Regions from separate parts of the Mus musculus genome. Here all the other regions are linked to region 2. Evidence: chromatin loops called from intact Hi-C (ENCODE). Cell type or tissue: left cerebral cortex. All regions are shown on one strand. Region 1 overlaps Sardh (sarcosine dehydrogenase). Region 2 holds the start of Dbh (dopamine beta hydroxylase). Region 3 overlaps Adamtsl2 (ADAMTS-like 2).

Evidence for each region. A loop is a pair of places that touch in the nucleus more often than their neighbours do. Peaks named below come from ENCODE experiments on the same cell type or tissue, not always from the same donor. Only the 100,000 strongest peaks of a DNase experiment are listed, where the experiment ranks them.
Region 1: a loop joins it to region 2, with 4 times the contacts of the local background. A loop is called at or near these places in 6 of 42 quality-filtered maps.
Region 3: it touches region 2 in a loop (8-fold over the local background); 2 of 42 quality-filtered maps call a loop at or near these places.

What each region holds. Positions count from the first base shown.
Region 1 is chr2:27,220,095-27,228,094 of GRCm38, forward strand. Sardh (sarcosine dehydrogenase) reads right to left here. Exons shown (of 21, transcript NM_138665.2): 12 at 6,983-7,066; 13 at 4,875-4,988; 14 at 549-687. Among named protein-coding and RNA genes, the nearest start is that of Sardh, 23 kb to the right of the region's middle. In left cerebral cortex, no CTCF peak of the experiment used is centred here; DNase peaks (open chromatin) are centred at 3,220, 4,931 and 6,674; H3K27ac peaks cover 961 bases.
Region 2 is chr2:27,160,297-27,168,296 of GRCm38, forward strand. Dbh (dopamine beta hydroxylase) reads left to right here and starts at 5,211. Exons shown (of 12, transcript NM_138942.3): 1 at 5,211-5,570; 2 at 7,877-8,000. The coding sequence starts at 5,220. Dbhos (dopamine beta hydroxylase, opposite strand) reads right to left here and starts at 2,407. Exons shown (of 7, transcript NR_040524.1): 1 at 1,913-2,407; 2 at 1,290-1,561; 3 at 952-1,082; 4 at 1-83. In left cerebral cortex, a CTCF peak has its summit at 6,957; DNase peaks (open chromatin) are centred at 2,586, 3,746, 4,190, 4,701 and 3 more places; H3K27ac peaks cover 2,422 bases.
Region 3 is chr2:27,091,651-27,099,650 of GRCm38, forward strand. Adamtsl2 (ADAMTS-like 2) reads left to right here. Exons shown (of 19, transcript NM_029981.2): 10 at 1,883-2,240; 11 at 3,753-4,122; 12 at 6,956-7,053. Among named protein-coding and RNA genes, the nearest start is that of Gm36882, 7.1 kb to the right of the region's middle. In left cerebral cortex, no CTCF peak of the experiment used is centred here; DNase peaks (open chromatin) are centred at 4,911, 5,216, 5,777, 6,408 and 1 more place; H3K27ac peaks cover 3,622 bases.

The sequences.
Region 1 (8,000 bases), 60 kb after region 2:
GGGGTGGGCGGGTGACAAAAAAAAGTTGATTATCCCAAATATTTCACAGGATACACCACAACAAAAAGTGTTCATTATTTACGCGAGATTACATTTTAACTAAGCATTATGGATTTTGAGACAGGGTTTCTCTGTATAGCCCTGGCTGTCCTGGAACTCACTTTGTAGACCAGGCTGGCTTCGAACTCAGAAATCCGCCTACCTCTGCCTCTCAAGTGCTGGGATTAAAGGCATGCGCCACCACCGCCCGGCGCATTATGGATTTTTAATTCTGGCAACCATGCAGGGAAAGCACCACGATAGTAGGGGGGAAGTGACAGGGCTCGGGTGTCAGGAGGCATCTCCAAGTACTTGTGGCCCTGCCTCCCTTCTGTGAGCAAAAGGGGAAGGGGTCCAGGAAGGGGAAAGAAGAAAGGATGGAAAAGGGGAAAGACGCTGGGTTTGGGGTTGGTGACAGGGCATAGAGGGGCAGACAGTAGACTGGTTAGACCCAGGGGAAGAACAGCAGGCTGCCTGCCTGCTCCATCATCCCACCCTGGGCCCAGTACCTGGGGGTCGGTTGACATCTGCTGAGAAGAGCCAGTCTGCAGCCTTCCTGGCGTCCACCCCGAGCAGGTAGAACTTCCCAAAGTAAGACATGTTGAACACAGCAGCAGCCCCTCTGCAGGCCAGACATTCCTTCTGGATCTGGAAGGCCCAGTGGAGGACAGGCTTTGTGGGATTCTGCCCCTGAGGACATGGGGCTGGACCTTTCCTGACACATCTGCCCAGAACCTCCTTACCACTGCCCTCCCAGTCTCAGTCATCCCAGCTCAGGGGCCACCACAGCACACTGTTCTCTAGAACAGAAAGCACACAGAGGACACTGGGCACCAAGTCAGAAGTATACTCTGTCGTTCAAAAGAATTGCCCTAAAAACCAGGAATGGGAGCACAGAAGTAGGGAGGTAGAGGCAGGAGGACCAGAAGTCCAAGCTAGAGATGCAGCCTTCCTCTTCAAGAAACCAGAGAGAAAGTAAGCAAAAGCAAAAGGAAAGACAGCCACTATACAAAACCTACTACAGGTCTGTGCATTAACATGGAGCAGTCCTCAGGGAAACCAAAAGAGCCATTCTTTCTTCATAGCCCCCAAAGCAATAAAAATAAATAAAGTAAGCTTGTCAGCAGAAATGCAAAGTTCTTATTATAAAAAGTTAAGTGTGTGTGTGTGCGCGCGCGCGCGCGCGCGCGCGTGTGTGTGTGTGTGTGTGTGTGTGTGTGCACGCGTGTGTGTGCGTGTGGAGACCATGGGTTGACAACTAGTGTTTCCCTCAGTTGCTCTCTGTGTTACTTCCTGAGACAGCGTCCCTCACTGACACTGAAGCTTGCTGATTGGCTAGGCTGGCTGGGTCAGTATCCTCCTGTCTCTGCCTCTCCAGTACCTGACTTTTTATGTCCTCAGCTCCTCACGCTTGCACATCAAGCCCATTACTGACTGAGCCATCTCCTCAGGCCCTAGGAAGAATGTTTTTGAAAAAAAAAATGACCCAAACCAATGGGAAGATACCATAAGTGTGTGGCAAAGTGACCACACACTTAGGTTGATCTATAGATCGGACCCAGTCCCTACCACAGCCTCAGCTGGGTCCTTTGCAGGAGGTTAGGTCACACTAAAATTCACATGGAATTCACAGACTATGCTAAACAATCTTTAAAAGGAAGAACCAAGTTGATGCAGTCTCACTGCCTGATTCCAGCACTTGTTGGGGCAGGGGGAGGGGGACCACAGTAGACATAATAGCCAACATTTGCTGGGGAAAGAAAAAAAAATACAGCAGACAAAACAGTGTCGGGCTGAGCTGGTAATGGAGGTGTGTCCTAGTGGAGCAGAGCCCTGTCTGGAAATCTCCCTGATGGTGTTGGCGGAGATTGGTTTTTTTTCTATGAGAACCCCAGGAGAATTCCATGGGGATACTGAGTCCTCTCAGCAAATGGATGCCCACACGCAAAACAATCACATTTAAACACTTCATTGTGCCATGCACAAGACTCCAGACAAATGACAAACCCTTAGAAGAAAACCCAGAAATGTGTGTGTGTGGGGGGGGGGGGAGGCCCAGCCAACTCTTAGACATGATGCTGAAGGCATATGCCACACAAGACTGAGAGATGAATTGTACATCATCAAAACCTAATACATTTACACAAAAGAATTAGTTTGTGTTGCAAATGGTTCCATAATGACAGCAAAAAGGGAATGGGAGAAACTCTTATGAACTCCGCATCAATCAAATAAGGGACTCGCATCCAGGATATGTATTTATTTTAGGCTTGTATGTGGGCATGGTGCATGTACATGTATGGGCTGTGCCAATATGCAGTTGCGGGGGCCAGAGGACATTGGGTGTCTTAAGCTATCAATTTCCATCTTTTCCTCTCGAGACAGGGTCCCTTAGTGATCCTGTGTTGGGGATAGAGTGGGGGTGACTCCTGGTGACTGTGGGGCTTCCTTGTGGAGAAATGACATTGCCCCCAAGAACTTGCTGGGTACAGTGAATGGAAAGCTTTCATATAGATGAACTGGGTGCTGTGGAAATTATGTCTCAATAAAGCTGTTAACAACGAAAAGGAGTACACACCTCTCGCTGCCTCCTCTGAGGCACCGCTCAGCTGTGCCAACCTTACTTTCATTACTGAGGGCACAGATAGCGGTGGTGGGAGCCACTGCTATGGGCTGGACAGCCACTGTGTCTGGAAGCTGGACCTGTCTTCTTCTGTTCATCAGTAGTGAGATGGCTGCTACCAACTCTTGGTATCCCCAGGGCTCCGGAGTTCATAGCAGTACAGGAAAAAGCCTCAGAAATTCTCCTAGCATGGCCACAAAGAGCTCCTCATCACAAGGGTGACAGTGGAGGTCTCCAGTGCCACACCCATGGCTGAGCTGGGCATAGAAGCCAGCCTTTTAGACCTTGCAACTGGCTTCTGGGCAAACGCCAGACCTTGGCACAACATGCTGCCTCCTGAGGCCCCAGCTCTTCTGCCTCTCTCCAGACATCATTAAGGATCGCTCCCTGTCCACCAGGCTTTGAGGTGTCTTTTCTGGCACTGTGAGAGCTGCTGACCCAAACCCAAACAGTTCCCCAGGCTGACACTCGCTGTCTGCCTGGCTGGGGAAGCTGCCAATGTGGAGAACAAGTGTGTGTTTCATGCGCAGGGACTGTCTCTGGTGCAGTTGCGGAGGCTGGATGGAGCTGCTAAGCCAAATTGGCATCTTCCCCAAGCTTCCACACCCTCCAGGGCCAGGAGTCCCACAGGCTGTAGAAGCTGCAGGTGCCGAGGTGCCAGACGTAGCCATGTACACCCTTGAGGGGGTTGTGAGGACCGAGCACCGAGCTGGCCCTGCAACTGCTTTGCTCTGTGGAGCTCCTGACTTTTGCAACCACCTCAGAGAGCTCTGATCTGCTTTAATATCTGCTTGTCACAGAACCTTAGGGGAGAGTGATGGGAACAAATGGGCCTTTGCCTTCAGCATTGGCCACAACATGCTATTTGAGTCTGGAGAGACAGAGATACCAGTGACTTTGACTGTGAGGGGCCTGATGGCAGTCCCTGCCTGATATCTTCCTGATGCTTTGCCCACAGTCTAGGGCCAGGTTGAGAGCTTGGTTCTGCACCTACCTAAGATGCACAGTGAGACATCACATGCATGGGATCACAGGTGCCTCCGGCATAGTGACATACATGCCCAGAGACAACTTTAATTCTCAAAGGAGCTGGGAGACGTGGTATGGACATTACCATTGCTCAGTCTGTGTGAGCTGCCTGTGGGACACACGCTGCTGCAGGGATGCCTGGCCCCTAAGACTCAGCACCTCAAAACTCATAGGCAGAGAACCAAGCATATTGGGGGAGGACCACAAACTGCCTGGCCAGCTTCACCTGCCCACTTTTTGAGCCAATGAACAGATTCTAATGTTGCCATCATCCCAGCCCTGGTTTCTTCTGCTTTGTCCTTCCAGTGGCCTTGCGCACAGGGCCGGCAAGCCCACCTTGTTCTAGACCTACTCCAGAGTTATCTGGGAAGAAAAACCTTGGTTGATAAAATATCTCCATTCAGGTTGCCTATAAACAAACTTGTAGGACATTTTCTTGATTAACGATGGATATAGCAAAGCCTAGCTCAGAGAGGGCTGTGCTGTGCCACCCATGGTAGGTGGCCCTAAATTGTATAAGAAAGCAGACTAAGTAAGGTGTAAGGAGTGAACCAGTAAGGTTTGTCCCTCCATGGCCTCTGCTAATGTTCCTGCCTCCAGCTTCCTGCCTTGAGTTACTGACCTTCATGATGGACTACAGGCTGAAAGCTGGAATAGCCCCTTCCCTCAGGTTGCTTTGGGTCATTGTGTTTTATCAATAGAAACCTTAAAAGAGAGGCCAGCCTGGTCTACAAAGTGAGTTCCAGGACAGCCAGGGCTATACAGAGAAACCCTGTCTCAAAAAAAAAAAAAAAAAGAAAGAAAGAAAGAAAGAAAGAAAGAAAGAAAGAAAGAAAGAAAGAAACCTTAAAAGACAGCTACCCGAGCCAGCGGCCTCAATCCTACCTTTTGCTGCCCTCCAGCAGCAATACTGAAGGACCCTGACTGCTGGCAAAATTATAGTGCAGAGTAGAGAGGGAAAGAAAAACATTACATTGTTCCCACAAAACTGCTAGCTAGAGAGGTTGTGAACTTGTAGCAAGCAGAAGCCCCTCAGAAAGCAACCCCCCCACATGTGCGTGCAGAAATGACCACACACACACACACACACACACACACACACACACTGCATGCGCACACAGCTCAGCAGAGGCCCGTACAGGAGGGACAGAAGGCAGCTGTGGGCCCAGCTCAGGCTGCTTACCATGTGGTGGTGGGGTGGGAAGTCGAAGGTGTACTCATCGCCTAGCAACCTGCTGTAGGTGTAGTCCTTGTGTGCCTGGTTTCCGTAGGCCCCGTAGTAGTCGTAGTCAAGGACCTGTTACAGAAAATGAGGCCATCTTTCACTCTGCCTTCCTCTTCCCTCCCTGTTGTAGCTTGAAGGTAAAATGTCTCCCACAGGCTCACAAGTGAGCACTTGGTCCTCATCTGGTGATGCTGTTTGGGGGAAGATGGAAGGTTGAGACTTTATAGCCCAGTCCCACTTCCTTTCTGCTCCCCACGTCCTATCTGAAGACACAATATGACCAGCCGCCTCCGTTCCTACCACCATGTCTTCCCTACTATGACGCTTTGCCCTGCTGATATAGAGGCCCCCTTCCTTAACTGTATCCTGTGGCCATTTGGGCACAACAGTAAGAACAACATCTCACACACTCCCTCCCTTCTCTCTCCTCCCTCCACAAGCAGATACTAGGAAGAACATGACACAGGCCTGGTCCTGTCCTCCATAAAGCTCCCTCGGGGAACAGTTAGTGGATTTTAATGGATCAGGTAACACAAAGGTGCCTGTTCAGATAACAGCTTAATCCCTGCCTTACTGGTTCTGACTGGAGGATAGAGAAAAGCCTAGATACCAAGTGAGCTGGAGAGGAACTTGGGCAACTGTGAGTACTTCCGCCTGATGCTGGGACATCAGGGGAAGGGTGAAAGTGTGGGTAGGAGCCACCACAGAGATGGTGTCATGAAATCCCCACTCAAAGGGCCCACATAAACTCCCAAGGAGGGCCACCCATTCTTCAGATGGGGGAATCTGAATTCCAGGTGGTTAAATTCGCCCCAAGGTTTAGACCAAGCTAAGAAGCCAGGGCATGAAGCTAGGCAGGTATGACTGGTATCTGTGACTGTTCCTAAGAAACTCTGAGAAGGCACAAGTGTCTGGCTCCTCTCTACTGTCCCACCATCCCCTGAGATCTGTCACATGGGTCAGATGCCTTCCCTGTCCCCCTCCTCTGTGACCTCAGGCTCTGAGTGGCTTCCTCCCCACTGCAGAGGTGAATAAAGAATCTATGAATCTCTTCTTCCACAGCTGCAACTCTAACTGTAGGCTTCACTCACCTTTCAGGGATAAGAGCTGAACTCCGGGAACCGGGGATCTACCTTAGTTAACCTGTTATGCCCAGTGCCCCTGTCAGCCATGACATCTTTGAGGCCCTCCCCAGTATCTCTCCTTCTCCAGCCAAACATACTTCCCCTGGTCTCTGAGGCCCTAGAAGGAATATCCATCTGCTTTAACTCTACAAGGTTTTCCAGACTGGCTCCTGGGTAGGATATAAAGTCTTCTCACTGGAGGATCACGAGGCTTCCCATCCCACTAAGTACCTCTCCTTGCCTAAGACCTCCAGGACTGAGGCTCTGAGCCCACCCTGCCGACTCTGCCTCCAGGACCAGTGAGAGAAAAGGCCCTGTTACTGAGGCCCTGAGTTTGCCCTGCAGTGAGTCGTGGACCTGGCTAACTGAGAAGCCGGATGAGGGTCACGCTGTAACGCGATGGGGCTGATCTGCAGGAAAGGGTTAATTTGCACACAAGTGGGCCTCAAAGCCTCTGTAGTCTGCTCTCAGGGGCTGTTCCTAGGAAGCTCTGGGGAGACCCCTACAGCATCCCAGAGGCCAGCGTGTGGGATGGTTCAGTGGATAAACTGAAACACTGAGGCACAGTTCCTCCCACTAACAGCAGCTAACAGTTGGTGTTGCCAAATATACATTCTCGAACAGTGTGTGAAAGGGCCTGCATTCCTCCTCAGGGGGATCCTCCAGTCTGTCCACACTGTGAGTCTGTGCTGGCATCCAGGGCGTGCCCATGTGGGTGTGGAAAGCCGGGCCACTGCAAGCAAGCCTTTAAAGGAGTCTTACCGCTGAGGTGCTCAGGACTCTCTCAGCTTCCTGGGTGCGGACAACTGACCTGTCGCCACAGCCTGAGGCACACTGGATCAGCCTGACTTGGGTGGCTGGGAGGATGCTGAGATGGAAAGGGGTATGAGAGGCCCAGGGCCTCCCAGTTACATAAACCGGTGGCCAAGAGTCTTTGCTCACCTGAGCTGTTTCCTGGGGGTTGAACCATCCCGGCCGTTCCCATCCCTGTCGCTCTTGAAACACACAGCCTTGTCCAAGCAGCTCCTGGTGAAGACAGAGAGAGCCCATCACACAAGGCCAGACACCACACAGGATACGGAGCCAGGGCACCTACCACTCATACCCAAGAGTGCTCAAGGAAGCAGGTAGCTGCTCCTCCCCAGAGCTCCCACAGCGCCCTTGCCTCACAAGAATCCATAATCTAGAGAATGAGCTGCCATGTGCTGAGCTGTGCCTGCCCCCCAGCAGCACATATACTGAAGCCCAAACCACTAGTCTCATAGTCCAGAGACTGAGCCTATAGGGAGAGCATTGGGGTTAAATAAGATCAAAGAGTGGGTCCCAATCCCAGAGTGCCAGTCCAGAGAAGGACCTGCTGGGATGTGCTGTGCTCTAAAGAGGACATAGCAAGACAGTGGTTGTCTGCAGCCAATAAGGCTTTAGTCAGGAACCATGTCAGGGACAACTTGATCTTGAGTCTTCCAGAAAACAGAGATGGTATCCCAAGAAGACTGTGGTGAGATGTCTGTCTCTCTCTATGCTCAGCCTGGCTGCTCTGATACATGCCTGTACATACTCACCATGCCCTCTACCACCCAGACCCCACCTCCTGCACTGCTGCAGCCCTGGGGCAGACACCCATGTCCATCCGTCCATCTGTCCGTGTGTGTGTGTGTGTGTGTGTGTGTGTGTGTGTGTGTGTGCACATCTGTGTGGAGGACAGAGAACAACCTTGGAAGTTCCCACATGCCATCCACCTTGTGTTATGAGAGAGGGTTTTTCATTGAACCTGAAGCTCACTGACTAGGCTAGGACCCTCCTGTCTCTGCCTCCCCAGTGCTGGGATCACTGAGGCACAAGGCCCATTTTTATATGTGGGCTCTTCATGCTTACATGCAAACACTGCACCACCTGAGCTATCTCCACCACCCGGAGGCTGCTTTCAGGACATCTGTCTCTCCACTTGGCCTAAAGCCCC
Region 2 (8,000 bases):
ATGTGGCTTTGACCAACAAGGAGAGCCAGGGTCAACACACAAGCACACACTTTGTCATCTAGGGAAGATCCAGGGCTGCAGACCTAACAGAGAGCACAAGAGGTTATAACTGTGACAGCAGTCCTGAGCAGGTTCCTTCTGTGTGCTGAGCAAGTGCCCAGGACACCCCCACTCACTTCCCTCTCATGGGTCCTCTCCAGGGTCATCCGTGGTACCCACAGTTCCTCACTCCTCAGGCTTCCTGTAGACAAGCACCTGGACATCGATGCCTGTGCCTTCTTTCACTGGGGAGGGTGTAAACTGGTTCTTTGTTATCTGTGTGATAGTTTTGGGGTGCACTCGTCCTGTCTAGTTGCCCTTGGGAAACCGCTCACAACCATACTGTTTACTCATCTCTTGGCCTCTCTCTCTCCATACCTGGGGTTGTCTTTCACATAACCATCTTATGTATCAGTCCTTACCCAGTGTCTGTTTCTAGCCTGACCTGAAGGTGCTTAGTGCTGATCATGCTGACTGAGTTGGAAGAGGAACAAAGTCTGGGGAAATGGGGCCAGGTTGGAGTACATGTGACCTTGCTGGTCACTGCAGTGCACCCTCAAACATGCAGTTCTGAGAACAAGCTTGTCCTGGGCCTCAAGAGAGCCCAACTCTTCCTCATCTAGAGGTTGTCATATTACCTGGCTTGGGTCATCTTTAAGCATCGAGTCAGTGATGTCTCTTCTAGACCTTGCTTCCATTGCTACATCCACACTGACCCTGAGCCTCCCATACCCTATTCCAGGGCTTCCCTTCCTCTTCTGGGTTCACTGGGATGACCTAGGACTATCTCTCCCTTCAAGATCCTCAGCCTGGTCTGAAGAGTGGCACGCCTGGTAAAGTCTTTCCTGTATAAGTTTGAGGACATGGGTTCAGTCCCCAGAACCCACTGTTATGTAGCATGGTGGCACATACCCCTAATGTTGGAGTTCAAGCAGAAGCAGGTGGATCTCTGTGGGTCACTGGCCAGCCAGCCTAGCTACTTGGTGACTCCAAGCCAGTGAGAGACCCTGTCTCAAAAACAACAACCAAATGGTTCCTGGCACCTGAGAAAGAATATCTGAGATTGTTCTCTGGTTTCCACATACCCATGCATATGCATCGCCCCCCTCACATACCCATGCATATGCATCGTCCCCCCCACATACCCATGCATATGCATCGCCCCCCCCACATACACATGCAAACATACATATCCATATACCTACACTCTACTAAACCACACCTAAAATCCCTATCCTCTGTGACCTTACCTATCCCTGCTATTGGATACAGCCATTGGAACATGATGTCAATCCCATGACACCTTGGGAACCAGGAAGCACCTTGAGGGTGGTCACATGCCTCTCTGGTACTCTTCTGGCCTTGGCCACCCAGCTCCTGTGGAATCATGCCAGTACAGTTGCAGCAGGGATATCCTTGGGGGATAAGCTTCACCTCTTTAGACTGGCAGATTTGGGTTGGCAGTGGGTGAAAGACTGCTGTAGAGTTGGTGATCGCTGAGATGACTGTTGACCTCCACGTGCTGTGTGGCCTCAAAAAGAGGGAAAACAATTTGTTAGTGTTGTGTGTGGTATGTATATATGTGTGGGTGTAGGGGGATATGTGTGTGTAGTGTATGGTTTATGTATGTGTGTGATGTGTATGTGTGCTGTGTGTGTATTGTGTATGTGATGTGTGTGTGTTATGTGTGGTGTGTGTGGTATGTATGGTGTGTGGGGTATATGAGGTGTATGTGTGGCGTATGTGGATGTATGTGTGTGGTATGTTATATGTGGTGGTGGGGGGAGGCTGCCTCCCCCTTCACCTTCTCATTACTCAGCACACTCAGAAGAGATGGCCCCTGAAGGAGACATCAAGGGTGTGGGTCACTCACACTTGAAGGCTTATGCATGGTGACCCGCTCAGGTTCACATGGGATTGCTGGACACCCCCCACACATGGCCTTGCTTGTAGAGATTGTCTTCCTGGCCCTGGATCCTTCTGTGGGTTTCAGCACTCCTGGAGTGGGCTCCAATGATGTCCATCCTGCAGATTCTTTCATGGCCGCTTTTCCTGGTGCTTTCCTTCCTAAAGCACAGACATACGTCATGGATCCATCCTGCTTCATCCTGGGACTTGTCCTCGGGAGAACGCGCCTTTTCAACCTTCAATCACAGCCACTGGGCTTAGGCTGAGGGGACAGAAGACAACTCCCCAAGGAGACATGTTGCCTGTCACAAGGTTGATATTGATCTGTCCCAAGGAAGACCGTAGGAGCTCGGCTTCAGGCTGGGAGTCCTGTGGCCCTGCTGCGGAGCTGTCTGCCCTGCCTAGTCTGCATCAGCTGCCCAGGCCAGCTTCCATGCCCTCACTCCAGTAGCTACACTGCTGGTTGTCACCGCCCACAGTCAGGACGTAGCCACAGATGGCCTCACGTGGCAGAGCCCATGGGGGATTACAGCTCCCAAAGGCTTCCAGCATCAGAGAAATTCGGGAAGGCAAGGGGCTTATTAAAACACTGAAATTGGTTCTAAATGAGGTCAGCCGTCATCGATGAGGCTTGGAGCGAAGCCAGGCATTTAGCAGCACACCGAGTCTATTTCCTGACATGGTGACAGTGACGTCCTGGGTGCCACCCCCAGCCCACCCTGGGAAGGCAGCTGACATAGTCAAACCCTAGCAGAGTCACCAGGGTGGGGGTGCAGGCAAGAGCAGGAGAGAAGGAAGGACAACACCCCGCGCCCTGGACCTCCCAAACACTACAAGGAGGTGAAACACAGACAGGATAGCTGACCACTGTTCCCTGTCCAGGGTCAGATCAGTCCGCTACAAGATTAATAAGAGGAAGGGCAGACAATGATAACAACAATAAATAAATTAAAAAGGCAACACTGAAATGTAAGGGCTGGGGAGATGGCTCAGGCAGTTAAAATGCTTGCTCATGAGCACGAGGACCCGAATTCAAATTCCCAGCACCCAGGCCTGGGTGTGATGGCACAAACTTTTAAATCCAACAGACAGGAGGCAGAGGCAAGCAGACAGATCTCTGTGAGTTCAAGGCCAGCCTGCTCTACATAGTGAGGATCTGTGTCAAAAATTTTATTTATACATACACACACACACACACACACATACACACACACATATATATATATATACATACATACATACATATACACATACATACATGCATACAAGCATAGAAGCATACATACATACATGCATGCATACACGCATACACACATACATACAAGCATACATACATACATACATACATGCATACAATACATACATAGAAAGGCTAGCTATAGATGCCCATGGGCCCTGCTGGCTCTGCCTCAACATCTGGGGTTTTTTCCAGATTTTAGTTCTGGTCAGCCCATCCTCATGACTCCTGTGGGATTTTCCTGATCTTGGCTGTCAGGGTACACTCCTACCCCTTATGTTGCTAAGAAAACCCATTTTGGGGTCCCTGAATGCTGTCTTGTCTGTGCCCTACCCTGCCCTGCCCTACCACAGATGGCTGCGTGACCCTGGGAACCCATCTTCCCCTCTGTGTGGTTCTATCTCCTTGTGTGTCAGATGGGGACAACCACAGGCTGGTCTCTCAAAGCCAGCAAAGCAGGCAGGCCTGCTTCCCTCCCCTGGTAACTACGAAGACTGGGTAATTGTTACTTCTGAAGTTGGCTGAATCACTTCTGCCAGCGTTCCAGCCTTGTTCCTAGCTGCAGAACGGGAGTGCTTTTTGAATCTGTTAAAAATAAATGTGTGTGTGTGTGTGTGTGTGTGTGTGTGTGTGTGTGTGTGTGTCACTCTGCTGTTTACTAAGAACCATGCTTCTCCTCTGAGCATCGAGCGCAACTGTTGCTCTCAGGCTGGATCCAGGAAAGGGACACTACTTGCTGCAGTCAGACTCCTGCTCAGCAGCCCTACCCTTCTTAGGAACCGACCTGGCCCTCGCTGCCCCAGGTGGCCCTAAGAGCTCATTGAAAACCAGGATGTGGCTAGCTAAGCCACACCCCACTCAGAGCCTGTGACTCTTGTCCTAGCTTGTGCAGAACAATGTGCCCATTAGCCCTGGTCATTCTGCCTATCTGCTTTCCAGAGCAGAGTTGGGACTATCTGGAGATCTCACCTGTGTGCAGGACTGAGGTCCCGTTTCCTCTGTAGAACAGAGCTCAGTGAAGAATCGGCCTTGCTGGCCAGAGGCTCAGGCTGGGCTACTGTGTTTCTGAGAAAGAAGCAGGAAGAAAAAGAGGGAGAGAAGGAAGGAGAGAAGGACTCACAACTAGGTTGGAGGGACCTATAGTCACAGTGAGGTACAGAGGTGGATGGCTTTGGATACAAGCAGCAGACCAAGTAGAATTTCCTGGTGTTGGAGGTATGGACAGTACTGGTTCTCATCATGAGACAGACAGGGCTGAGCAATAGGAAGGCCAACCTGTGCAGGGGCCCTATGGCAGGTTTGGGAGGGACAGCGCTGGGTACAGCTGACCTGAGAAGCAAGAGGAAGCCCTGGGTTTGAGAGCTTCAGGGAGATGGGAACAGGTATGTCCCCCACCCTCCTTTCCCCTAAGTACTGTCCCTACAGCCACGAGAGCCCATTCACCCCTTTCTGCCTGCCCTGCTGTCTCTGCACCCACTCCTTCTGTAGCAGCCGTGGCGCCAGCTGGAGCCCGTGGGGAAACAGGAGAAAAAGTGGGAACAGCCGGCCTTGGAGAGAGTGTCTAAACACGGACTATTTGGGGACTGCCTTTTATTTTTAGTTTGAAACTTATCCACCCCCCAGTATTGTTAAAAACAAGAGCCAGGAACCCACCACTCACTGTCACTCAGGAAAGAGCCCCTTAGACCTCAGTTGGAGCAGGTGGAGAGGACCTGGTATCTGGCTGCCTATGAGGCCCTCCGCAGGGCGTGGCTGGAGGTGTCCTTAGGACCTATGTCTGCAGAGAGTAGCTGTTTCCAACAGGCGTCAGAGATTTGTTGGAGGACATCAGCCACTCTGCTTCGATTCTCCTGAAGATGTCCATGTGTCATTAGTGCCAATTAGGGGAGATGTGTTTGCCCCAGGGCATGGACTGGTGGGAGGGCCACCAAGACAATTCAATTCCCCACCAGACAAATGTGATTAGGTGCAGCCTGGCCCAACCCCACTGGACAGGCATAAATGGCAGAGTGGGGTTGGGGTGCTCATCCCTGCCATGCAAGCTCATCTCAGCCACCAGCCTTGTTGGAGCAGCCTCCCAAGCCCCAGTGTCCGTGAGGCGGCTTCCATGTACGGCACTGCTGTGGCCATCTTCCTGGTCATCCTGGTGGCTGCACTGCGGGGCTCGGAGCCTCCAGAGAGCCCCTTCCCCTACCACATCCCCCTGGACCCCGAAGGGATTTTAGAGCTCTCATGGAACGTCAGCTATGTCCAGGAGATCATCCACTTCCAGCTCCAGGTGCAAGGGCTGAGGGCTGGGGTCCTGTTTGGAATGTCAGATCGAGGAGAGATGGAGAACGCAGATCTCATCATGCTCTGGACTGATGGGGACAGGGCCTACTTTGCGGTGAGTCCTCTGCCATCTTTCTGTCTTGTCCTCACGTCCATACCCCCCCCACACACACACACACAAGCTGGCTAGCTTCATACAGCCCTGCTCTACAGTCAGCAAAGAAAGCTTGCCTACTGCTTCTGTGTTTGATGTCACTAATCTGAATTAAGCCCTTCAGCGTCATAAGGACACTCACTAGAGAATGGAACAGTAAGTAGTCTCTCCTTGAAATCCTTGACTACACCCCCAAATAATGGTTGCAGCAATCCTAAGGACAGTAAGGGCAGATGGAGGACCCACATGCCATGAGTCCCCACCCACCCACACACACATGAGTAGAGACCCTGCATATCCTCCAGTTTTACAAATAGCAACTCCATGCCACACTACCAGTACATGTGCACCTGTTGTGGGCCAGGTGGCATATGGCTGAATAGAGCAGGCAGTATGCACACCAGCTTGGGACACAGAAACACGCCTTCTGTGCTATACTCAATGATGGTAAAGGTAGACACAGATACCACTGCAACCCGGGTGTGGGACAACCCCATCCTCACCACACAAGCTGAGCCCAGGCCAACAGAATGCCTCTGGTTCCTTCTGTTCAAAAGCTACCTGAACATCTGCATGCTAGGGTAGCAAACAGGAAATCTCCTACAGACCGGAGCATCCTTCAGGGCCCCTACAAGCTACAGGGATCAGTAGACGGAGGATAGATACCCACACATATCCTCTGTGGTTCTACTCTTTGTCCTCCTACCTCTACAGAGGGATGGACCATCAGGGCCTCTTCGGGATAGAATCTAACTCTGCATCTACAAGAGAAGAGATGGTTTCTTTATCCGATCATGTTTCTTCTTCATACTAGGCTAGCCTCAGCTTTGTGTTAATCCTCCTGCCTCAGCTTCCCCAGTGTTGGGATTATAGGTGTGAGCTACTAAACCTGACTAGGAGATGCTCTCTTGAGCTGAGCATGGCAGCAGCCACTCTCCCTGTTTCACAGTGAGGCCAGGCATTGGCTCAGAACTGTCAGGCAGGGTGACAGAGCAGGGCTGGCTGTACAGTGGCTCTGGAATCACAGTCTGTCTGAGGTGTGTGGGAGACAGAAGAGACTTGTTGGGTCCCAGTGGGGCTGACATTCCTTTCCCCCTTCGGGGTGCAGCTTTTTCAAGCTGCAGCTTCCACCAAGGGGGCCTTTTCCACCCCTGGCAGGTTTGTTTGCACAATGAATTCCTTTGAACACAGACATCAGAAACGGAGTTCTTTAGGCAGCAGTATGCTCAGGTCTGCACTGTAGCTTCCCAGCAGCAATGCCAACTGCCTGGCTGGTCCTGCTGTGAGTCAGCAGCAACCCCAACAGGAGCCCCACCATGAGGCTGTCCCTAGAGGAAATGTTGCTAATTTCTTGCAGGCTTTGCTTTCCTAAGCTGTGATAGCCCTGGAGGTAGGACTAAGTAGAAACAGCCCCAACAATCCTCACAACAGAGGCCTGTGATGGTCATGAACCCACTTGGTAGATGCCACCCCAGCCTGCTTCCCTTACCCTGGCCTGGAGCCCTGCAGGGGAAGGCAGGGAGACCTGGATCTCGGCTCTAGGAACTATTCTGGGGAAATGCTCACGCTTGCTGCCAATGCAGCTGAGGCAGCCTCCCCAACCCAGACCTCAGTTTAATCTCTCCAGGCAAGGCTAGCCTAGAGTAAGAGATTCCTAGGGTACAGTATTGAAGGCAGCGTTTGCTCTCAATTTTATGCAAGCATGGGGCACACACCTGGGTGAGTGAGTGCCACCTTAAATGCTACTCTGCCTCTTTCCACTCTGGCTCCATCATCATCTGTGTAGGTTCAAGGCTCTAGTCTCAAATGTCTAATCCTAGTGTGCAGTCCTGTGGGAAGCCATGTTCACCTTAACAATGCAGTACACTTCTTCAGGTCTCACTCTAAGCTCTGCTGTATGGCTAACTGTCTCTGGGCGTCTCAGGCACCCAGCTTACATGTGGTAGGTTGAAAGGAAGCTGATTTGGGGTACAGCTTCAGGTAGGATAGGCAACAGAATGGGGTGTAAATATGGGGGGCTAGAAAACTTGGTTCAAGGGAGGCCTGCTGCCCTTACATACACTGGGCCCTGGGTTTGATCCCAACACTGAAAAAGAATGAGACAGATAAAATCCAACGGGAGCAACGATCAGCAGCTTCCTAGCCCTGCTGGGTGTTCTGTGGAGCTGGTGACTCACTCGGGGTAGCGGCTGTGATCTCTAATAGAGATATGTGCTCCACCTGGGTAGGGGCTCCTTCCTGCTCAGACCCTGAGCCTGTCTCTGTAGGATGCCTGGAGTGACCGGAAAGGGCAGATCCATCTGGATTCCCAGCAAGACTACCAGCTGCTCCAGGCACAGAGGACTCGAGATGGCCTGTCCCTGCTCTTCAAGAGGCCCTTTGTCACCTGTG
Region 3 (8,000 bases), 69 kb before region 2:
TCAAGAAGGACCCTTTTAGCCCATGTGTCTACTTCCAAGGTGTGTGTGGGGTGTTTCTTTTTCTGTTTCCTGTGACTCTGTGTCTGTCACTTGAGATACTGTAAGAGAGAGAGAGAGAGAGAGAGAGAGAGAGAGAGAGTGAGAGAGAGAGAGAGAGAGAGAGAGAGAAAGAGAGAGAGGTGTGAACACATTGGGAGGCCACAAGAAAACTTCAGGGGCTGTCCTCACTAGCCTGTCTCTTGAGACAGGGTCCCTCACTGAGCCTGAGGCTCATCACCTCAGTTCGGGTGGTTGCCTAGCAAGCTCCAGTGCCTCAAAAGTTGTGTTGTAGAAGCACGCAGGTTTTATATGGGTGCTGGGGTTTTGAATTTGCTTGAACAGCAAGTGTGCTTACCACCACTGAGTCACCTACCCAGCCCCTCTGTTACTGTTTTCTGTTGCTCACCTTTATCAATCTAGGGCCTGCTCATATCTACAGCTGCCGGGGAGTCCAGAACTTGCCATCACCCCTTACCACCAGCCCTGCCATGGGAGGGTGTCCCACACTGTCTTTCTAAATGTCATCAGTGTTGCTCAGCCACCCACCTGTGAGCAGAATGTTCTGGGGCTTCCTGGTAGAAGTGGTCACCAGTGAGTTGCCTGCTCTTGAATTACCCCTCTTGCATTTGCACTCAGTGTGAGCCTCATTCGCTCTACCCTCCCTGTTAGCAGGCCAGCATGTTGTTCCAGAGTGTAAGGGTGCTCCTGGTGGGCTGCAATTCTCCTGAAGGCCCAGGAACAACTGTCTATTCTCTAGGATTTCCCTGGTGGCTAAAGGACATAACCTTACCAGATATATTGGTCTGGTGGTCAGGAGAGACTAGGCAAGGCCCAGAGGAAGGGCACGTTTAGGAAGGGAAGCTGTCTATGTGCATCTCTCCTAAGGCTTCATTAGCTGTTGAGATTTCACCATTTCCAATTATCTCGACCCAAATCTCTCTGTGAAGTGGGTCCCACTGCTGCAGCCTAACTCTGTCTGGTGGAGCAGACCTAGCAGGGTGAGAAGCTGACCCAGGCTCATTCTTCTCTTCTGCCTTCTCTGTCCTGAAGCTTTAAGCATCAGAGTTTCTTGACCACACCTGCAGTCATTTGCTTAGCCTGAAATGGTGTCGGCTCTCTTTGTCATCTTGCTCCAGTGAAGTGCCTTCCATAGTCCCTGATCCTGTCCTTAGACACCCTTGAGATGTCATCTGGATGGTACTCATTCTCTATCTGGTATCCTGCTATGGCTTGTCTTGGCTTTGTTTAGATTTCTGTGGGTTGTTCATTGCCACCCTCCAGGGCCTTGTTGCGCTCTGTGCTCTAGCTAGGCAGCTCTATGGCCCCATGAGTAGTTAGTCCTGCACCAAATCCACTACTGTCAGCTTCCAGATCTTAGGGAAGTGACTTTGAACAAAGGCACTGAAGTCTGTCTAGGGGAGAGGTCACTTGTGGTCTCTGTAAAGGCCTTGATTATCTCCTAGTAGCTTCATGACCAGGTGACCCTTCAATGCTGTCCTGGACAGGGGCATGGTCTGAATTTTGATCCCTCATTGGAGGCCCTTGAAGTCCTGGGTAGATAAAATGAGACCAGTGCTATTAGGATGTCTGGCCCATGATGGCAGTGACATGCAGTGTGTCCCCCATTTTCTGCTCTCAAAGTGACCTACCCCTCTCCCCATTTTGGTGTGCCTCACTCACAGTCTCAAGGCACAGCCGTCCTAGGACATTTGCATGAGGCCACATTCTTGGATCAGGTGTGATTCCTTGGGAAATGTACCCAGGGCTGTTTGGTCTCAAGGGTTTTTGGGTGTTAAGAAGGAGAGAGGACAGGAGCCGGGTCTCACTTCTTCTCCTTTCCCAGGTGTGGAACCAGAACGGCAAAAGCCCCTCTATCACCTTCGAGTACACCTTGCTGCAGTCACCTCACATGCACCACCTGCCGCCTGTCTATTACAGCTTCTCTGAGGCAGCCTCCCAGAGCACAGAGAGCACCGAGCGGCAGGAGCTGGACAGTGCCAGGCTGCTGGGCTTCATGCAGCACAATGGCTCACTCTACCGCCAGACCTCCTCAGAGAGGCTGGGCCTGAACAGCCAGCTGTTTCAGCCTCCAGCCCCTGAGGTGGAGCTAGGTCCAAGCAGAGGCCAGGAGTCCAACGAGGTGTGCAAGCAAGCCAGCGGTGGGGTCTGTGAGGGACCTCCCAGGGGCAAGGGTTTCCAAGGTGAGAAAGAGGAAGAGTGGGTATGGGAAAGGCCTGGGCTCCGCAGGGGCAGAGGCCTCAAGTGAGAAGTGTTGGTCTTCTTTGAAGTCTGCAGAAGAGGCTAAGGAGAATTTCAGTTGCTTGCACATCTCTCTGGGCAGGCAGAGTGTGAAGTCAGAGCTATACAGCCATAGTTCTGCAGATTGGCTATAGGGTGCTCTTGAACACCCAAATTCTCAGCTTCTTAGCTACTCAAATCCCTGTATACTGTGCTGTGTTTGCAGAGAACCTGCATTGATCATCAGAGCTGACCCCAGTACTAGATGCAGTGTGTGTGTACTGTGGGTAGCAATTGACTTTAAGTCAATGCAAGGTGACACAGGATGGAACTGGTATATCAGTGGGTTAGATACTTCTCTCGTTGATTTGACAAAATGCCGACTAAGCAACCCCAGGAAGGAGGGGAGGTTTTATTTTGGCTCCCAATCCCAGGAGATACTTTCCATCATGGCGGCAGGAGCTTAAGGCAGTGGGTCACGTTGCACCTGCAGTCAGGAAGCAGAGGGAGAGAAAGGAAGCTGGTGTTCACTGTCTCAATTGACCTAATCTAGATAACTCCTCATAGACAAGTGTAGAAAGCTTGTCGCCTTGGTGACTCTAGAGCCTGTTAAGTTGACAATCAATATTAACTGTCAAAATCTGCTTAATATAGATATAAGTCTTCCTCCTCCTCCTCCTCCTCCTCCTCCTCCTTCTTCTCTTTCTTCTCCTCCTCTTCCCCTTCCTTCTCCTCCTTCTGTGAGACTAGAACTTGCTGTGTAAACCAGACTGGTCTCAAATTCATAAGACATCCATCTGTCTCTGCCTTTGCCTTCCCAGTGCTAGGATTAAAGCTGTACGCCACCAGACCCAGACAGCATGAAATTCTTTTTCAAAATATTTGGACCCTTCACCCTCTGATTCTTAGGATGCAGACCCCACATTTGCTGAGGGTGAACCATATATGGCTGTCTGAGTCTGATGGAAGAGATGGGCTTAGAGAGAGGAAGTGATCTGCCAGCTCTTCTACCCTGTGGCTCACTTGGGTAGCACTGGGCCTAATGGATGTTGCTGGGGGTCCTGGGTGTGTTGCCTCACACATACTTCTTTCCTGTGCTGGACTTTTTGAGGTTTACGTGTCTGTGTTCTCTCTTCCTAGCCACGCACCAGTCATTTAAGATTCAACCTAAATCCAGGTTATATTATTTCATGAGCCTATAAAGATCCTCTTTCCAAACCAGATCTGATGCAGAACTTCCAGCCGAGCCTGGGCTTTGGGGACACTGCCAAACCGTCTGCAGTGATCATTGGGTTTCCTATCATTCGATGATATTGGTGTCTTATGGAGAAGAATCTGGGGACTCCTGCTTTTTCCCTGCCCCATGAATTCATCCTGTTCATGTAACTCACCTGTCACACACAGGAATGTGTGGGAGTAGGAGGGACAATCAACACAAGAGCAGCATGGCTGTTGAAACACCTGTCTCTCTGCAGACCACAATGCCACTGGGAGAGCTTTCTCCGCGGACAAGGATGACCGGGAGATCAGTGCCCATTTCACCTCCCACGAGCTTCTCTCAGCCAACACCATCTCCGACCAGCTCTTGGGCACAGGCTCTGAATCAGAAGAGTTCTCACTCAATGAGACCATGAATAGCATCTTTGCCCAGGGTGCTCCCAGAAGCTCCCCAGCTGAGAGCCTCTATGTGGATTATGAGGAGAATGAGGGGCCTGCTGCCTACTTGATCAATGGGTCTTACCTGGAGCTGAGCAGTGACAGGATCAACACCTCCTCTGAGGCCCCATTCCCCAACACCAGTGCCAGCCCCCCCAACTTGGCTGGGAACAGGACTCACAAGGCAAGGTAAGAGGCACTTCTCCTTGCCCTATCTTACTGCCCTATGGAGTAGGAGTCATTGTAGAGGGATCTAGCTAGAAGGGCCAGGAGCCTGGAGATAAGTGGGAAAGCACGGGTAAGTGAATCTGACATGAGGTTGTGAGTCTGGATTGTTACGTATCTTTCTAAAAGGTTGACAGTCCAAATGTCCCCAGATCTAAATGTCCTAAATGGGAACCATGTTGCTAACAGACTTCTGATGCTGGGATGGACTCAACGTTTTTTATGCATAGAGCAGGGAGTGCTCACAACTACCATGAGTGTTAGGCTCTTGGGAAGGAGCTGAGAAGGGACTAGCAGCCACATAGTCCAGAATCCCTAAGCCACATTCCAAAGCGTCCATCTGTTCTTTCCCTTGCCCCCTTAGCCCTGTGGGACAGACTGGATTCCTAGAGTCAAGTCATTAAAACAGGTTGTCAGCACTCAGAAAAGTGCAGCTCAGTGAGATGCCCAACCGACTGCCATCAAAGGATGCTGCTGGTGGGGACCAAAGATGGTCTGGGGAGATAATGGGCTGAGGGAGGCCATGGGGGAAACTACCAAGCCGAAATAGCCACATCTCCGAGTGTTGTCCAAACATAGGAAGTCAAGTCTGCTCCGGGAGCCGGTGAAATCAAAGGGACAGCCTAGAAAGGAAGGGCTATTTTCATCTTCTAGAGAGGCTTCAAACAATCCCGGGAGGGGCTGTCACCAGACACTTTGGGATCAGGCGTCTGGGATGCAAAGGCACACTCTGAAGCCTGGAGGGTGGTAGGAAGAGAATTTCTGGTTCATTTATAAACAAACAGTCATTTCAGAGCTCTGCTCTCTGGGGATTTCAGGAGCCTGTGTCCCGCCAGGCACTGGGCAAGAACCCAGAAAAGTGGCCACCGGTGTCTCAGAAACCATCACCGCTGAGGAAAGGGCTCTTCCATATTGGGGTGGTGATGGTTTCCAGGGTGTGGCACTTTTGGTGCACCTTCCAGCAAGAAAACCTGATAGGTACGCACTGTGATCTAAGCAGCACCCAGCACCCCACACGTGCCGGAGAGTGGGTGTAGACAGCCCCTCCAGAAATACCTTTAGAGCTTAAAATCCAAAGGGTTATTTTGAACCTGGCGGCTAGCTCTTGAGTCAGGGATGAGTCATGCAGGCTGTGGCTGAGAAGTGTGTAATTATATAAAGATGGAGGCTTCCACACCAAGCACATCTTCTCTCTTTTTGTTTTTTTGGGAGGAATTTAAGGCTGCTCAAGGCAGTGTCAGGGGCCCAGGCAGCTCCAGTGTTATCTGGGTCGAGCCTTAAAGGATAAACTCTTCTCCCCAGTTTTCTCCCCCTGAGGGGTTTGGCCCACCCTCAGTTGGTGCTGTGAGTGGGTCCCACTGGGAGCTCAGGGCTAGGATCTTTTGCTTTGAGACGCCCTTCCCCTCCCCTCAGTGTTGAAGCTTTGTTTATAAGCAGAGAAGAAGGCAGAGCTTTCCCTGCACAGAGCCTGGCTTAAGGACCAGTTTGAGGCCCAGGAGAGGTGGCCCAGGCCCTAGCCTCCCTCCTTTCCTGCCCCCACCCTCCCCTTGAGAATTCATGGAGTCACATCAGTAAACTCATGACTGAGGCTCCTGTGGGTAGATCATTTCCTGGGTTCTCAGAGCGTGACGTGCTATCAGGACAGCAGGGTAGTGTTCGTCTCCAGAGCACTCTCTCGGGAGACAAGAGCCAATCTGAGCCAAATGCAGGCGCAATTCTTACCCACTTGACTAACAGTCCTTACAGATGTCTCTACCATAGATTCACACTGAATGGCTTTTAGAATGTAATGGCCTATAACATCCACAGTTCTCGAGTGACTGTGGTCCCCAGGAAAGAGTCTGGTCCATTTAAGTCCTGTGAAAGGTGGTACTGCACCGCCCTTAGGTAGCCCCTTTTAGTTCCAAAGAAAGAAGAGCTGGGCTATGCAGCCCAAGGGAGCTGTGGTGATGGTGATGGTGATGGTGATAGTGATGGGCTGCCTCCTCAACTGCTCTTCTTGGCTCCCAGGGGTTATGAGACTCAGAGACTGTGTTCTTATTTGAGTGGCCAGGTCTTGAAGCAGATAACCTGGGTGGAGATAACAGTGCAGCAGCGGCTTCCTCCCCCTGCAGAGTCCCGCATAGCCTGCACAGAGGGTGTTGAGGCTGGTTCAAAGAAGCTAACAGTCCTAACAATACTTGGCTTCTGGCCAAGAACCAGAGCTGTTAGCTGGCCAGCCCCCAGCGTGCCTCTTCCCGTCAGCTGGCCTGTGCAGCCATCGTGGACCTGAGCTGCAATGCAGTGTGGGGACGAGGCCACTCTCCCTCCTGCAGCTGGGCTTTGTGAGTTTGAAATTTGGAAGCTGAGTGGCTGGTGTCCCCATTCATCAGAAACCCAACTGAGGGAGGCAGCTGGGGAAAATTCTGGAAGCGCTCAGGCCCTAAGGGCTTTCTGAGATTCCTTCTGGGGTGGGAAGAAGGAATCTGCTAGCGTGTGCGAGAAGACGGAGTGAGAAGCTGGTGGATGTTGAAAGAGCAGTTAGAACACTGGTGAGTTCCCCATTGCTCAGCGTTCCTCTGAAAGAACAGGGTGCCTCAATGCAGAGTCTCTAGTACCTGAAATGAGAAGTACCCACGTCTGCTCATGGCCAACATGTATGTCTCCTTTTCTGTTCCAAAGGGTGGAGCCCTGGTTTACATGGAGGGTACTTGCTGGAGCCCAGGAAAATGTGTCTTTAAGGGGAGTGTGTCTTAGAGGCAGACTAAGCCTATAAGCACCCAGCTTTCTCACCACGCTCTGTTTGACCGTGTTTCAGGACCAGACCCAAGGCACGCAAGCAAGGTGTGAGCCCAGCTGACATGTACCGGTGGAAGCTCTCATCCCATGAGCCCTGCAGTGCCACATGCACCACAGGTACTGAGGCTGGGACCACGGGGACACCTCCTCTGAGCCTGCCTTTATGGTGATCGGGCTTAGCTGGAGACTCCCGCATTCATGTGAAGTCCCAAGCCACCCCCAAAGAGCTTGCCTAGCTTGATCTGGGAGGTAGGGTGGGATGGCAGGAGTCGGGGAGAGATCACAAAAGCATCCTTGATCTCATGACCTGTTAGGTGACAATCAGGTCCAGGCCTCACTGGTTAGCCCTAATTATTCTCTGACACCTCAGGAGAGGGGCTTTTCAGAGTAGAGATGGGCATCTTCACTCTGCGGTTTTGCTCATACTGCATACTGGCCCTGACTGAAAACACACAACGCTGCCCTGTTCCTAACAAATTGGAAGCAAACAAACACCATACCCCATATCATACCCCAGTCTCTCGGGAAATTGCTACTGACCTCTGCCCACGACTACATTGTACCATGGCAAAGGTTCTTGTGGGATAAATGGAAAGGCACCATCTGCCTGGTCCAAATTCGTCCAGTGAATGCCATTTCTGCAGCCCTGCTGTGGGATTCTGAGGTAAGGCTGAAGCTGGTCCTAGCCCAGGAGCAGCCAGTCCACTGGCTCCAGCAGACAGATGAACCCTGAGACCCGTCTTTCACAGGGATGGCTTGTCAGGACCAAACATTTTAGCAGCTGTGTGGCCTCTGCTCTTGAAACCTGTTGAAACTGTGTATGGGCATGCTAGCCCATGGTCCTTCTAGCCATCCTGGCTGTGGGACCTACCATGTGCTGTGACTATGAGAACTTTCTGGAGGCTGGAGAGGTGACAACACTTGAGATGTCTCCAGGTTGAGGTAGCCCTGGTGGCAAGGTGCTTGATGAATGAGCCCCGGTAAGTGATGTCTTCAGGGAGAACATGACACCATTGTCTTTCAACACTTAGATGTACCCAGGTCAAGGAGCAGGGATGTTCTGT